Regions from separate parts of the Mus musculus genome. Here region 2 is linked to region 1. The links are chromatin loops, found by intact Hi-C in ENCODE. Cell type or tissue: left cerebral cortex. All regions are shown on one strand. Each heading gives the region's core, and the rest is flanking DNA. Links, peaks and the distances in the headings are about the cores only.

Region 1 (8,725 bases), core at 2,011-7,010:
GGACCTTCATATAGAGAAGCATAATCTGGGGTGTCTAGCTGGCCTTCTGGCTCCTTAGGTCTTAGGATCGCTTGCAGAGTTGCTATGGTCATGACACATGAACATCTCCCCTTAAGTGTTCCACTGGGTACCAGGATTGCATCCAAATGGCCATAGCCAGTTGTTGAGTCTTACCAGGCCCCCTTCTCCATATTAAATCAAATTGTCCAGGCTGAAAGTACAGTTAGGAGATTTCGACATGACTGGTATAAGCATCTCACTATGAACAAGTGAATTGCTGGGTAATTGTTGCATGCAAGCTGTGGAATGCTCACTTGGGTGTCAGGTTTCTGGTGAAGACCTGGACAGCTAATGAGAGAGGAGGAAACGCTTCCCTGCTCTCCTTTCTTCCCTACCCCATCTTTTCATGCTTTCCCTGAGATGTATTAGATTTCCCAGAGACAGCAAACTTAATCTGATGAGCAGGGCTGGGCTTTGGAAGAGGAGAGGGGACAGTTTCTGTGTCACTCTTCTAATATCATCATGATCACCATCATTATCATTATCATTAATATCATCTTTATCATCATCATTTCGGGGATTGTCCTGCAACCGTTTCTCCTAAGCAAATCCTGACTTACCCCTCATGTAAATAGGTACCCCTAAAGGTCATGGTCCCACAGCAGATTGATATAGCAAATAAGAACAAGATCAGTCACACTGAAAATGTTTGTGGCTCAAATGTTTCCTATCCAGATCCATTGTCACTTCCCCTTTAGGAAGAACAGCCCAACACCCTTGATCCATCTAGAAAAAAAAAAAAATGCACGGTAGCACATTGATATCAGTAGGTCAAAAAAAAAAAAAATGATCCTGGCCACACTCAAAGCAGGAAGTGATCCTTTAGAAACCAAAGGCTCAGATACCAAGTGAAAACTCAAGCCAGGCTGAGCGGCCTGCTTCACTGTGTGTGTGACTATGTGATTCTTAAAGAATTGATACTGTGCATGATTTTTGGCCCCAGTCACTTGGTTTGCTGACTGTCTCAGGGATTTGGGTAGCCTCACCAGTGGGAGTCTGTTGGCTATTTCTTGTGTCTTTGAAGAATAAGCCTTTTCACATAGCTGTAGTTGAAAATGAGTACAGTGAAGAAATTTTCCAAACTCAAAGCTTTCTGTCTGTCCATGTTTGATGCAGACCATCCCTCATGTTTTTGTGTTGGCGTGTATTATTCCTTTATCTCGCTGCTTGGCAGTATTTCATGAACAGACTTTTGAACACGTGTTTATAATTAGGGTAAGCTGTGAAAACTTCTCCTGATGCCTATGTCCACTTCTGAGTTTTATGAGATATTTTGATTCCAGAGTGTTTGGTTTAACATTCTATGGGGTGTTTGTCTATCTGCAGTTATTTGTTGGGCACTCATTCTGGGTTGTCTCCATGGACCGTAAAGTTAAGTATGATAAAAACCTCATCCATCCAGCCCATGGCTGATAATTAATTGCCTTGAGACCTGAAGGTATTATTTATGGTTTGAGAGATTAAAAATATGATCCACTTGAATTCACCAAAAATATATATTTTGCTAACTTATTCAATTTTAATGTTATAAAAAAACCCATTTCCTCCCGATTGTTTTAATTATAATTATAAATTATATTTTAGTTTAAGGGTATAATCTATAGCTTCCATACTTAATTACATCAAACTCATATCCCTTTGTATGACAGACTTGCCTGTTCTTCTCTTCATTTGCTGCATTTCTGGGAAGGTTTCTGCAATGCTTGGTTTCCTACTGGAACACTTTCTACACGGCTACTCTGCTGTTACAACAGGCAGTAGCTAAAACCGTTGGTGCCTATGTCTTATTATAAAAGAGCTTCCAAATAGGTTTTGAAAGTCCATGAGCAACTTCCATAGACACTCCAGACTCAGAGATACAAAACCAAATGCATTATGGCTCGCAGTGTCCATACGTACTCTGTGGAACTTTGAATTTTCTTGAATTTTTCAACAAACTCTTATTATATTAGTAAACTAAAAAATGTATAACACATGTGTCTTCAGATGATAGAACCGAGACTTTACCATCCAAATTATAACAAATGGGAGGCCAACCTTGTATACATGGACATTTTATTACCTTACAAAGTTGGGAAGGTAGAATTTTACACCGCTCTCCTTAGAATTGCCTTTGAATTCTCCACTCATTTATTGAGAAGTCGGACTCAGCTTAGTTGGCTTTGGTTAGCGTTTGTACATTTGCTCTGCAGAACGTCCTCCAGGATACGCATTATCAGAGCCCCGATGTTTGATAAGCTGATGGCTGTTAAGCCACAGCAAGTATGTTATTTCACTATTTGTTGTTTAGCACCGATGGACGTTTTAAAATGAATTATGTAGGAAGATTTCTGTGAGAAAGAAATGGAGACCTCAAATCAGAAGTCCCTGCTTATTCTGGAGTTTAGGGATCAAGGGGCCCTGTGTCTGCTGACCATGTGAAGTAGAAGATCCTGGGGGTTACACAAGCACCATCAACCTCCGTAAACATGTGCGCCTACAGTTGTCAGCAGCATCCTTCCCATACAGAGTTCAGGACTCTGGGGCCCCATCAAGAACAATCACAATTATTATTCCTGTCATGTGACCCAAACAGATAATCGGTTTTTTCCAACTCTGGAACCATGAGCTAGAAATAAATACCCCCCCCCACCTCAGTCCTGCCATATCACACCAATGTAAATAGAACTAATACCTGTGTACTTCAAAAATTCTATATATTTGTTTACAGGCTCCTATGATGCATTTGTCACATGTCTTCCCTTATGGCCTTGCCTTGGAGATTCAGAACTCTAGTTATTCTTCAGACTACATGTTTGAGGTTTAAGGGATTCTAAGTTGGCGGGGCATCTGAACAAACATTTATGGGGATGTAATACACAGTTGATGGCATCGGAATCTGGTACACGAGGCTGCCTAAGGAAGCCTCCTGCTTCCCCTTATCTTACTTGGACACTCTCGTTAATTTTTGGAGGACACGAAATCCTTTCAAATCGGCTGGCCTCAGGAATGACTCTGACGGAACGTTCCCTTCTCTGTTAGTTGTCGAGTGTAGCAGATGACCGTCATCATTCCGCTCAGCTGATGTGTTTCTGACCTGGGTTGACTTTGCCCTACAGCAGGGAATAGACTAAGACTTCTGTCTAATTGGGCCATAGGTGAGGACTTGCAAACATTTTCTCCTCAATGCAAAGTCCTGGCTCTGAAGTATGAGAAAAAGCTGTTGTCACGGTATCTGGGTTTCTCTTTGTGACTGACATTTGTGTGTGTGTGTGTGTGTGTGTGTGTGTGTGTGTGTGTGTGTGTGTGTGTGTGTATGTGTATGTATCTATGTATGCATGTATGTATGTATTTATAGAGAATACATACCAGGTATCTTTTAACAACTTTCAACGTGTATAATACATATCAGTACCTGTACTCATAGTATTGTACAATAGGCCTACCACAGTCATTCTCCCAGTCTTACTGAAATTTTGTGCCCTGTAAACAATGTCTCCCAGTGATCACCTCTTCTCACACCAGCCCCTGGCAACTATAATATTACTTTGGTCTTAAAAATATTTTAAATTATTATTATGTTTTATTTTATTCTATGTGTATGAGTGTTTTGTCTGCATGCATGTCTGTGTACCGTGTGTGTGAACAGTTCCCCAGAGGCCAGAAGAGAGAGTTGAATGTCCCGGAACAGTAACTACACGTGTTAACCACATGTTGGTGCTAAGAATTGAAACTCGTCCTCTGGAAGAGGAATCAGTGCCCTTGACCCCTGAGCCATCTCTCCATCCCTGATATAAATCTGTTCTTGATAGCTTGACATTTTTAGATTTCACATATGAGTAAATTCATGCGATTGTTTGATTTTTGTGCTTAGCTTTATTTCATTTAACACAATGTTCTCCAGGTTCACCCATGTTGCTGCAAATGACAGAGTTTGAAACCACGACTTCAGTTAGACAAGCAATCCACCACTGAGCTATATCCCCAGCCAAAGACTTTCTTCTTTTGAAAAGGATGAACAATATTCTATAATATACCCAACATCACATAATTTTATAAGTTTATATCGTTGGCTGAGTCGAAATATTAGCTCTTACAAATAATGTTGATGAGACATCTATTTAATAGTCTGATGTTTTTATCCTTTATTTATCTATGATTGGAATGTCTGGATCATTTAGTAATTGTATTTTTAATGTTTTGAGAAACTTCTTTCCACTATATCTATATTAATACATACCACATATTCACCAATATTTGCCATTTTCTTTCTTTTTAAATAAGAACCAGTCTAGCAGGTATGAAGTTATGTCTTTTGTGGTTTTAATTAACATTTTATGTGGTGACTAGCAATATTATACTTCTTTTTTATGTAGTGTGTTTTCTTTTGAGAATTGTTCAGCTAGATGCTTGGACTTTTTTGATAATCGGATTTTTTTTCTTGTTAAATTCTTTCTGTATTTAAGGCATTAACTCTGATCCAGATAAGAATCAGATTCATGATTTGCAAATATTTTTCTCTTACTTCATAGGGGCCTCTCTGTAATGTTGATTGCTTCCTTGTCTGTGCAGAAGGCGTTTAGCTTGACATAGTACCATTTGTCTGTCTTGTCTTGTGCTCTCTGCACTTTGGATAGCATATTCTTAAGTTATTGCTCAGGCCTAGGCCACTGTAGATTGTTCTTGTGTCTTCCTACAGTTCCAAGTTTTATCTTTAAGTTTTTGATCCATTTTGAATTGGTTTTGAATATGGCGTGAGATCAGGATCCATTTGAGTTAGACTGCACGTCAGTACCTGTTTTTCTTAACCCTGTTGAAGAGTTCATCCTTTCTCTATTACTTGTTCTTGGCATCTTTATCAAAAGTAATTGATGGCACATATGTGGATTTGTTTCTGAGTCTCCATTCCATTCCAGTAGTGAGAGATTTTTGTTTTTGTTTTTGTTTTTTTGAGACAGGGTTTCTCTGCATAGCCTTGGCTGTCCTGGGTCTCACTCTGTAGATCAGGCTGGCCTCGAACTCAGAAATTCACCTGCCTCTGCCTCCCGAGTGCTGGGATTAAAGGTGAGCACCACCACTTCCCCGGGCGAGAGATATTCTAGATTGAATTAACTGAGTGAGGCTCACACCGACGTAGGTGGCGCTGTTTTCTGGAATGGAGTCCCAGCTAGTGGAGAATCCAGCATTAGCTTCTGTGTGCTCCAGGCTGCAGATGCGCAATGTGCCCAGCTGTCTCATGAGCAGCTGCCTGACGCCCCTCCCCCAATACGCGCCCTGATGGACTGTATCCAGCATCCTCTCAATGTAAGATGGGACAAACCCTTCTTTCCTAAAGTTGCTTATGAGGCATTTGGCCACTGTAAAGAGAAAACTAAGTAGTACTGTTGTTGCTTTTAGAGATCTCTCAGCTTTGTGAGTGGTCTGTTTCTCAGACCCAGAGCAGCGAGCTTTCACAAGAGTTTGCAGAGCCTCCTACAGTTGTCACTCAGTACTGTTCTTTGTGCTCCCACTGTCCTGAGGGTGCTCTGTGGCACTCTGTGTGCCGTGTTTCCTCTTCATATTTCTCCCCCTCTTGAACTTGGTTCAAAGAGCCTCTGCCTTCCCTTTACTCTGGTGAGATCTCCTGCTAAAGCCAACGAGAATGACAGAAGGTCAAGGGTGTAGCTTTGTAGAGACAGGAAAGAGAGGCTCCCCTCTCAACTACAGAGGTACTGTCCAGACAGTAGTCAAAGACATAAATAGATCTTATGAAGGCAACAGTGTGGGCCACCTCCCACACTGTCAAGACATCTAGGGAACAGGTTATTGAAATCAATAGCAGCAATGTTAGTCAGCAGCAGAAACAAGGCCATTGTGTCTCAGATACCCTGGCTTTCTAAAGCTACTTGGCTATCATTCAATAAAAAAAAAAAAGTCTTTTAAAGCCAAGAGGTTTTTCGATTTAGTCTCATCTATTATTCTTTGAATAATTATTGGGTATACCCCCAGTGACATTCTAGTGAAGAATTCATTTCTTCGATGTGGGAGGGTGGTGGGATCAGGTCTCTAAGGAACATACAGTTGCTTGACTTTCGTTTCTTTGGCATGCATGCAGTGGAAACTCTACTTTGAGTTGGGAACTTTCTCCTGCTCTGGCGGAGTGTGATACTATGTTCTGTGATTCTGGGCAGTGACAAACCCCCAGCTTCCAGTCAGCCACCTAGTCACACAGGCAAGCAACTGCTGCTGGCTCTACACTGCCACACACACACACACACACACACACACACACACACACACACACACACACACGACTTTTGATTTATACTGCCTGGGATTCCTAGGGCCTGACATAGGTCAAACAGACACTTCACCACTGAACAATTCCCCAGCCTGCTTTTAATATATTTTTTTCCATGTTGCTTTGAGATAGGATTTCACTAAGTCATGCAGGCTCGCCCTGAGCTCATTCTGTAGTCCATGTGAACCTTGAACGCATGTTCCTCTTGCTTCTGTCACCTGGGTAGCTAGGGTTACACTTTATGCCAACAGCCCTGGCTGATACTTGCAAATTTCAATAAATTTATCAGTACATCATGAAGGTGAGGTCCATCTGTATTTGTCAGTGCTACTATGAAGATAATACTTGACATACTGTGAAAAGATGCAGGGACACTTTAAATGGGATGCTCCTGCGATATGTTTGCTGTCTGGAAAGGTTAGCTCTCTGAATCAGACCACTGCTGTGGCTCTCTACCCTTCAGGGGCAGTCTAGCTTCTATAATTAAGCCAGTGGCAAGAAGGGAAGTGCTCCCTTTCAATGATCTCATTTGATGATTATGAATCCCCAGCAAATAATATAAAGTGATGTCAATTTAAGTATCTCAATAGACACAATGAAGACAGGGGACAGAGAGCAAACTTTGAGTGGGAGAATAACTTCAGAGAATCTCAAAGAGCTGGGTCAAATCATTCCTTTTGGCATCTGAAGCTTACATGTTTGGTGCTTGAATTTTTAGCTTTGTGATATTTCTTAAAGGAGGAATTTACTTTCAAAACTGTCAGTTTCTATACTAATCAGAGTTTCTCCAAATAGTAATTAAGCTCATTTGTGAATAACAAACCCTGCTATGGGAATAAGCCTGCCATAGTGAACTACGTGTATTTCCAGAGGTGGAAGCAAGAGGCAGCTTTGGTTAGGTGGAAGGGGGATTGCATACCTTGCAATAACAGTCCTTGACTAAAGTGATTAGCTCTACAGGGGTGACTACACAAGGGTAGCATCAATCCATGATGAAAGAAATGGCTGCTGCACAGATGTCCCTGCAGATACAACTTTGTGTAAGCTTGCAGTGGCTCTTGTGCAAGGTTGTGGTCCTGACAGTCTTTTGTGATGGTTACTCTTGCCAGCTTTTAATCAATGAGATGAGAGGTCTTGGTGGATAACATCTGGGATTAATTTATTACATATTTTATTGTTAGAGCTAACAGAGAGACTCCATTTTGATTCTGACTAATAGTAGTCCTCAGTTCATTCTGGTCGTGGTGAGCATCTCTCTCCAGGGAGGTACGTCCCTGATTTGGTTCCTTCTGAGCATCAGCATCGTGGGCATGTGTCTCGTTGTATAGGCCAGGCAGTGTATATTTGTTTTGTGTCTTCTCTCCCACCAGACCACAACGTTTCAAAGGCTGGGATCTTACTTGCTTCTTACCACTTTCTTTGTGCCTGGCACACACCAGGAGTCCAACAGGGATTGGTCATGTGAGGAGAGAGACCTCTGTGGAAGTCAGACCAATGGTACATGGGGCTCCTCGGAATGAATATACATTAGGTGAGAAGATGCTGATGATGCTTGGTGTCCGAGGCAGCGACTGGTGGAAAGGGACTGGAGTGGGGAGTGAGGTACATGGTGTTAGAGTTCTGCCTTGCCGTTTGCCAGCTGTGTGGACTCTTAGGGAAACGACTCCACCTTGTTTCCTCAGCTGTGAATCTGAGATAACAAGCTGTAGGCAGAGCAAATGAACTAACAATGCGTGAGACTGGGCTGAGAACAGTGCCCGGAGGGCTATGGTCGCTCAGTCAATACTGAGCACGAAAATACACAGACAGAAGCGAACTTGAGAATGTTCACAACAATGTCACCATACAAAGGGCTGAGGACCACATGGGAAGTAGCATCCAAATTAATAACAGACTTTATGAGAGGAGCCAAAGGAGAGATTGGAAAGAAGACCAACATTTTCATGACTTTCTCCCCAAACTACTGAGCAGCACTGTGTACAGAGCTTCACTTCTTGATTTCCAGATCCACAGGCTCTGGAGACAGGGCAAACAAATGTAGGGCCATTGCCAGGGGAAAGCTCTGAGGTAAAACCCAGAACTTAAAATGATGCATTTTGGGCAAGTTAAGGCAAACTAATATCTCTGGCACAATCTTCTCTCCTGGTATGATGTTCAGACTAGGCATTCTTTAATTAAATATGCAAGTGTATCAAGGCAAACAGAAGCTCCACCCACGTTTCCTGGAAGGATATTAGACAGCAGATAGTAAAATTCTATAGAAAAAAGATTTTTCATGTTTTAAAAATTTGACCACTCTTGCCTCTCATGTGATAGTGTTACATATTTACTGTGGTTTTGTTACAACTTTTTTTTATTAAAAAAAAAACCAGATTTTATTTAATTTAGCAAACATTTAAAAGAAAG
Region 2 (5,000 bases), core at 1-5,000, 2.0 Mb after region 1:
AAAAAATAGTTACATAATGCATGTTAGGATTGCTTCGTATGATAGGTTGGGTAATATTCCCTCTACAAATATCTACCTACTAAACTTTATGATTGTGATGCAATTAAATGAAAGACAGTGAGGTGAAAAGTTTATGCTATTTATATCCCAATAAGCTTGTCATACTCATAAGATTACTTGTATGAAAGAGTCAGGAGACTAAGGCATTAGTAGGATCACAAGTGTAGCAATACCTTATATGTGTCAATGAAGCACAGAGAAGCCAACCCTCTATGTGAGGGGTAAAGCTCAGAGTCTTCCTTCATTTATCATTTTAACGCAGCGAGGCTTGTTTTTAAGAATTGTAAGATAAATAAAACTTATGTGTTTTTTTAAACTGGATATTTTATGATAATTTTTATTATTACTAAAGAAATGCTATTAATAAAGTTTGCATTATTTTGGAACAAATACACAGAGAACTTACATATACAGCTAGTTTTATACACATGTTCTTGTGTCCTCTAACCCCAGTTAGAGGGTTCACTAATGATTACCTATGGCTGTGGTGCCCTCTCCTTTGGGAGAATTCTAGAATGGGACTTAATATGGCTGCCATATTATCCCTGGTGGACACTTTCTCTTTACTTCATTTCCTTTTCAAAAAAAAATTCTATTACTTTATTTTTTGTTCAGTGTTTTGTTTCTCAGATGTCAATTTTGTCATGCTACAAGTTTTCCCGCAGCTTTCCTACAGGAAGACTGCAGGGTGCAAATTCTAGCATTAGAGAGAACTAAAGCTACAAACCACAGTACAGGGAAAAAAGTAACACCCCATGAGCTGGTACATGAACACAAATCTGTCTCAATATTAACTGGTAAGTGAGTAGGCTAAAATCTTGGTTATAATCACTCAATCTTTAGACCATCTGCAGCCAGAACAATTTATAGAAACTCTGTAGAAGCTAAGTATTTCTCTCTTTTCTGTTATTTTCTGTAGTCGATGTTTCACTGAATGTCAAATTATGACAGATATGTCAGATAAAAAAAGATACGAAAGATGCTAGTGGTTTACAAATATGTCAATAAGATGCGATAACATTGGTATTTTGAGCACTGAATTTAATTATTTAAGCACTGAGTTCCCCAAATATACTGATTGTTGCTGTGGTTCATAACTTCTTGGAAGAAGTTATCTATTTAAATAATCAATGTAGTTATAAATAATAAAAATACATACACGAAAATAGGAAAGGCATTTATTTTATAGTATGCAATTTTATTTTAGGAAAAGGTCTAAATGTATAAATATTTTTGTAGTTTTGTTTGAAAGTTCACAACATTGTCTGAAAATCGGGGAAAAAAAACTAAGTGAAAACATTTCGTTAACATTGTGGGAAATAAAAATTAAAACCAAATAACTACATTACTCGCTTTTATTTATTTTTGTTAAAATAGCCATTTCAAAATGAAAACTATCCATTTCTGTATTTTTTTCTCAGTTCAAGGCTTTCCACTTGCTAGTTTTCTTCTGAGTGTTCAATAAAAGCTCCATCGTCATCTCTGTCTTAATCTGTGCTTTGGAAGCCTGAAGACTCTATGTCCTTTAGACTGCATCCTTTACAGACACAGACATTTTTTACGTAGATACTGCGTACATTCTTGTGCATACTATGTAGTCATCATACCACATCAGATCGCCAGACTCTACTTTAAATGTTGGTTTATTTGTGTGTGTGTGAACATGTGCACACATATGTCCACTCCAACAGCTCTATTATGTGCCCTCCTACAGGTCTGTTTCTATGAGTATTACATGTATGCAAGTGCTCATAGAAATCAGAGAGGAAAACTAGCTATAGGTTGTGGGCCTGTGTACTGGAGACTTTCCATGGAGAACTCTGGCCCTGCCAGGTCCGAGGGTTCAGGTGAAGGAGAGAGAACAGGAGCAGGGAGAGGAATTGCCTCTGCTGCCTCCACTACTGCAGCTGCCCCCACCTCTGTCTTGGCCACTGCTTCTTTAGTTGCTCCAAGATGCTTCATTGGTCACTGTGAGCTGAATTGGGCCAGGCTGAGTCTGCGGGAAGCTTACTAGCCAGTGAGGAGTGCAGGGAAGCTTTTGGTGGGCGTTTTCTGGAGAGCAGATCTCTACCCCAAGCAGAGAAGTGTTACAAGTGTTACAACTCTTATGACAGAAGCTCTCAGAGGACACAGTAATTCTCACATACCATTTATTTTTTTATTAGATATTTTCTTTATTTACATTTCAAATGTTATTCCCTTTCCTAGTTTCCTCTCTGAAAATCCCCTCCCATCTCCCTCTTCATCCTGCTCCCCAACGCACCCACTCCTGCTTCCTGGCCCTGGCAGTCCCCTATATTGGGAACATCAATATGAACTAACCAGTACCCCCAGAGCTCCCTGGGACTAAGCCACCAATCAAAGAAAACACATGATGGGACTCGTGTCTCTAGCTGCATATGTAGCAGAGGATGGCCTAGTTGGTCATCAATGGGAGGAGAGGCCCTTAGTCTTGTCAAGGTTCTCACACACATTTATCCCTTCTGGATAGGATCCATATATACAGTTTTTGAGTGAGTCAGTGTCTCACAGTAGGTACTTCCTTTTGGCTTAGTCTGAGAGCTTGGGGGGATACCTCACCTACATGGGGAGGGCTTGGGGTACAGCTCCTATGTTGCTGATGGCCATAAAACTCTCTACAGAGGACTATGGTGACTGTAGCTATGTAAAAGGGGCCGGGTGCTGGGGAACAGGCAAATGCCTACCATCCTTTAAGATCTCCAGGGCTTAGATCCTTAGCTTAACCAGGAACTAGGCTACCTTTCACAGCCCACTGCCCCACAACAGGTGGTTCTGTGTAGCACAAAATGGGTGGTGGGAACCAACCCTAGGCCCTTTGGTTAAGCACTAAGATCTGATCTTAGTCTCTAGGATGTATTTCCAGCCCTAAAACATCACCCTTTCAATGCATTCCAGCTAGGCATGTCAGTTATACAAGAACCTGCTTCAGACACAAAGGATCCATGTGACCCTGTGCTAAGAAAGATGTGACTTCAGTTTGGAACTGTTCTAGAGCTAACATTGGATAATAAGTTCTGGGATACAGAACTCGTTATATAATTCTTCTTCCTCTACTCTAATGATGTATTAAGAAGTTATTGGGTGAGAATTTATACATGAATGCAGCATATATTTTGGTTAAATCTATCTCCACTTTCTCTCATCTGCCTTTTCCTGTAATCCTAACCTATCATGTTTTCCTCTTGACTTCATGTATTATTTTCATCTCTCCAATAGTAGTGGAGGTGGATACTATCTTAGTGAAGACTTTTGGAAAAAAAGCATACATGTTCGAATGTAGAGTGTGAGAGTAAATAGTAAGAAGCACTTTGTCATCGGGCACATCAGTGTCTCTTCAGAGAATGTGCACAGAATCACATCAGAGGTCCCCAGATCTCTGTTAATTTTGGAATTATGGGTAAGATGCTATTGTTCAATAATCTGTATCTAAAATTCACACATTTTTTTCTATGAATATCTACAGGGATGTGCTTGTTGTCATAAGTATTTTATGTCAACTGAGGTTTTCTATCCCACCTTTGATAACTTTGTTCACAGATAAAATACAAAGAACTTTCGTAATGGCTGGTTTTGTGTGTCAACTTGACACAGGCTGGAGTTATCACAGAGAAAGGAGCTTCAGTTGGGGAAATGACTCCATGAGATCCAGCTGTGGAGCATTTTCCTCAATTAGTGATTAAGTGGGGAGGGCCCCTTGTGGGTGGAACCATCTCTGGGCTGGTAGTCTTGGGTTCTATAAGAAAGCAAGCTGAGCATCCTTAATCATCAGGGAAATGCAAATCAAAACAACTCTGAGATTCCATCTCACACCAGTCAGAATGCTAAGATCAAAAATTCAGGTTACAGCAGATGCTGGCGAGGATGTGGAGAAAGAGGAACACTCCTCCACTGTTGGTGGGATTGCAAGCTTGTACAACCACTCTGGAAATCAGTCTGGCGGTTTCTCAGACAATTGGACATGGTACTATAGGAGGATCCTGCAATACCTCTCCTGGGCATATATCCAGAAGATGTTCCAACTAGTAAGAAAGAAACATGCTCTACTATGTTCATAGCAGCCTTATTTATAATAGCCAGAAGCTGGAAAGAATCCAGATGCCCCTTAACAGAGGAATGGATACCAAAAAAATGTGGTACATTTACACAATGGAGTACTACTCAGCTATTTAAAAGAATAAATTTAAGAAATTCCTAGGCAAATGATTGGACCTGGAGGGCATTATCCTGAGTGAGGTAACCCAATCACAAAAGAACTCAAATAATATGTACTCACTGATAAGTGGATATTAGCCCAGAAACTTAGAATACCAAAAGATATAAGTTACAATTTGCAAAACACATGAAATTCAAGAAGAATGAAGACCAAAGTGTGGACAGTTTTCCCCTTCTTAGAATTGGGAAGAAAACACCCATGGAAGGAGTTACAGAGACAAAGTTTGGAGCTGTGGTAAAAGGAGGGACCATCTAGAGACTGCCATATCCAGGGATCCATCCCATAATCAGCCTCCAAAAGCTGACACCATTGCATACACTAGCAAGATTTTGCTGAAAGGACCCTGATATAGCTGTCTCTTGTGAGACTACGCCGGGGCCTAGCAAACACAGAAGTGGATGCTCACAGTCAGCTATTGGATGGATCACAGGGCCCCCAATAGAGGAGCTAGAGAAAGTACCCAAGGAGCTGAAGGGATCTGCAACCCTATAGGTGAAACAACATTATGAACTAGCCAGTACGCCGGAGCTCTTGACTCTAGCTGCATATGTATCAAAAGATGACCTAGTCGGCCATCACTGGAAAGAGAGGTCCGTTGGACATGCAAACTTTATATGCCCCAGTACAGGGGAACGCCAGGGCCAGAAAGTGGGAGTGCATGGGTAGGGGAGTGGAGGGGGGAGGGTATGGGTGACTTTTGGGATAG

Evidence for each region. Hi-C counts contacts between places; a loop is a spot of excess contacts. Peaks named below come from ENCODE experiments on the same cell type or tissue, not always from the same donor. Only the 100,000 strongest peaks of a DNase experiment are listed, where the experiment ranks them.
Region 2: it touches region 1 in a loop (7-fold over the local background); 1 of 42 quality-filtered maps calls a loop at or near these places.

The regions. Positions count from the first base shown.
Region 1 is chr5:72,440,674-72,449,398 of GRCm38, reverse strand. The region is part of intron 3 of Corin (corin, serine peptidase); the gene reads left to right. Among named protein-coding and RNA genes, the nearest start is that of Gm23712, 26 kb to the right of the region's middle. In left cerebral cortex, for the core only: no CTCF peak of the experiment used is centred there; no DNase peak of the experiment used is centred there.
Region 2 is chr5:70,436,100-70,441,099 of GRCm38, reverse strand. No RefSeq gene overlaps it. Among named protein-coding and RNA genes, the nearest start is that of Gm26072, 110 kb to the left of the region's middle. In left cerebral cortex, for the core only: no CTCF peak of the experiment used is centred there; a DNase peak (open chromatin) is centred at 2,056.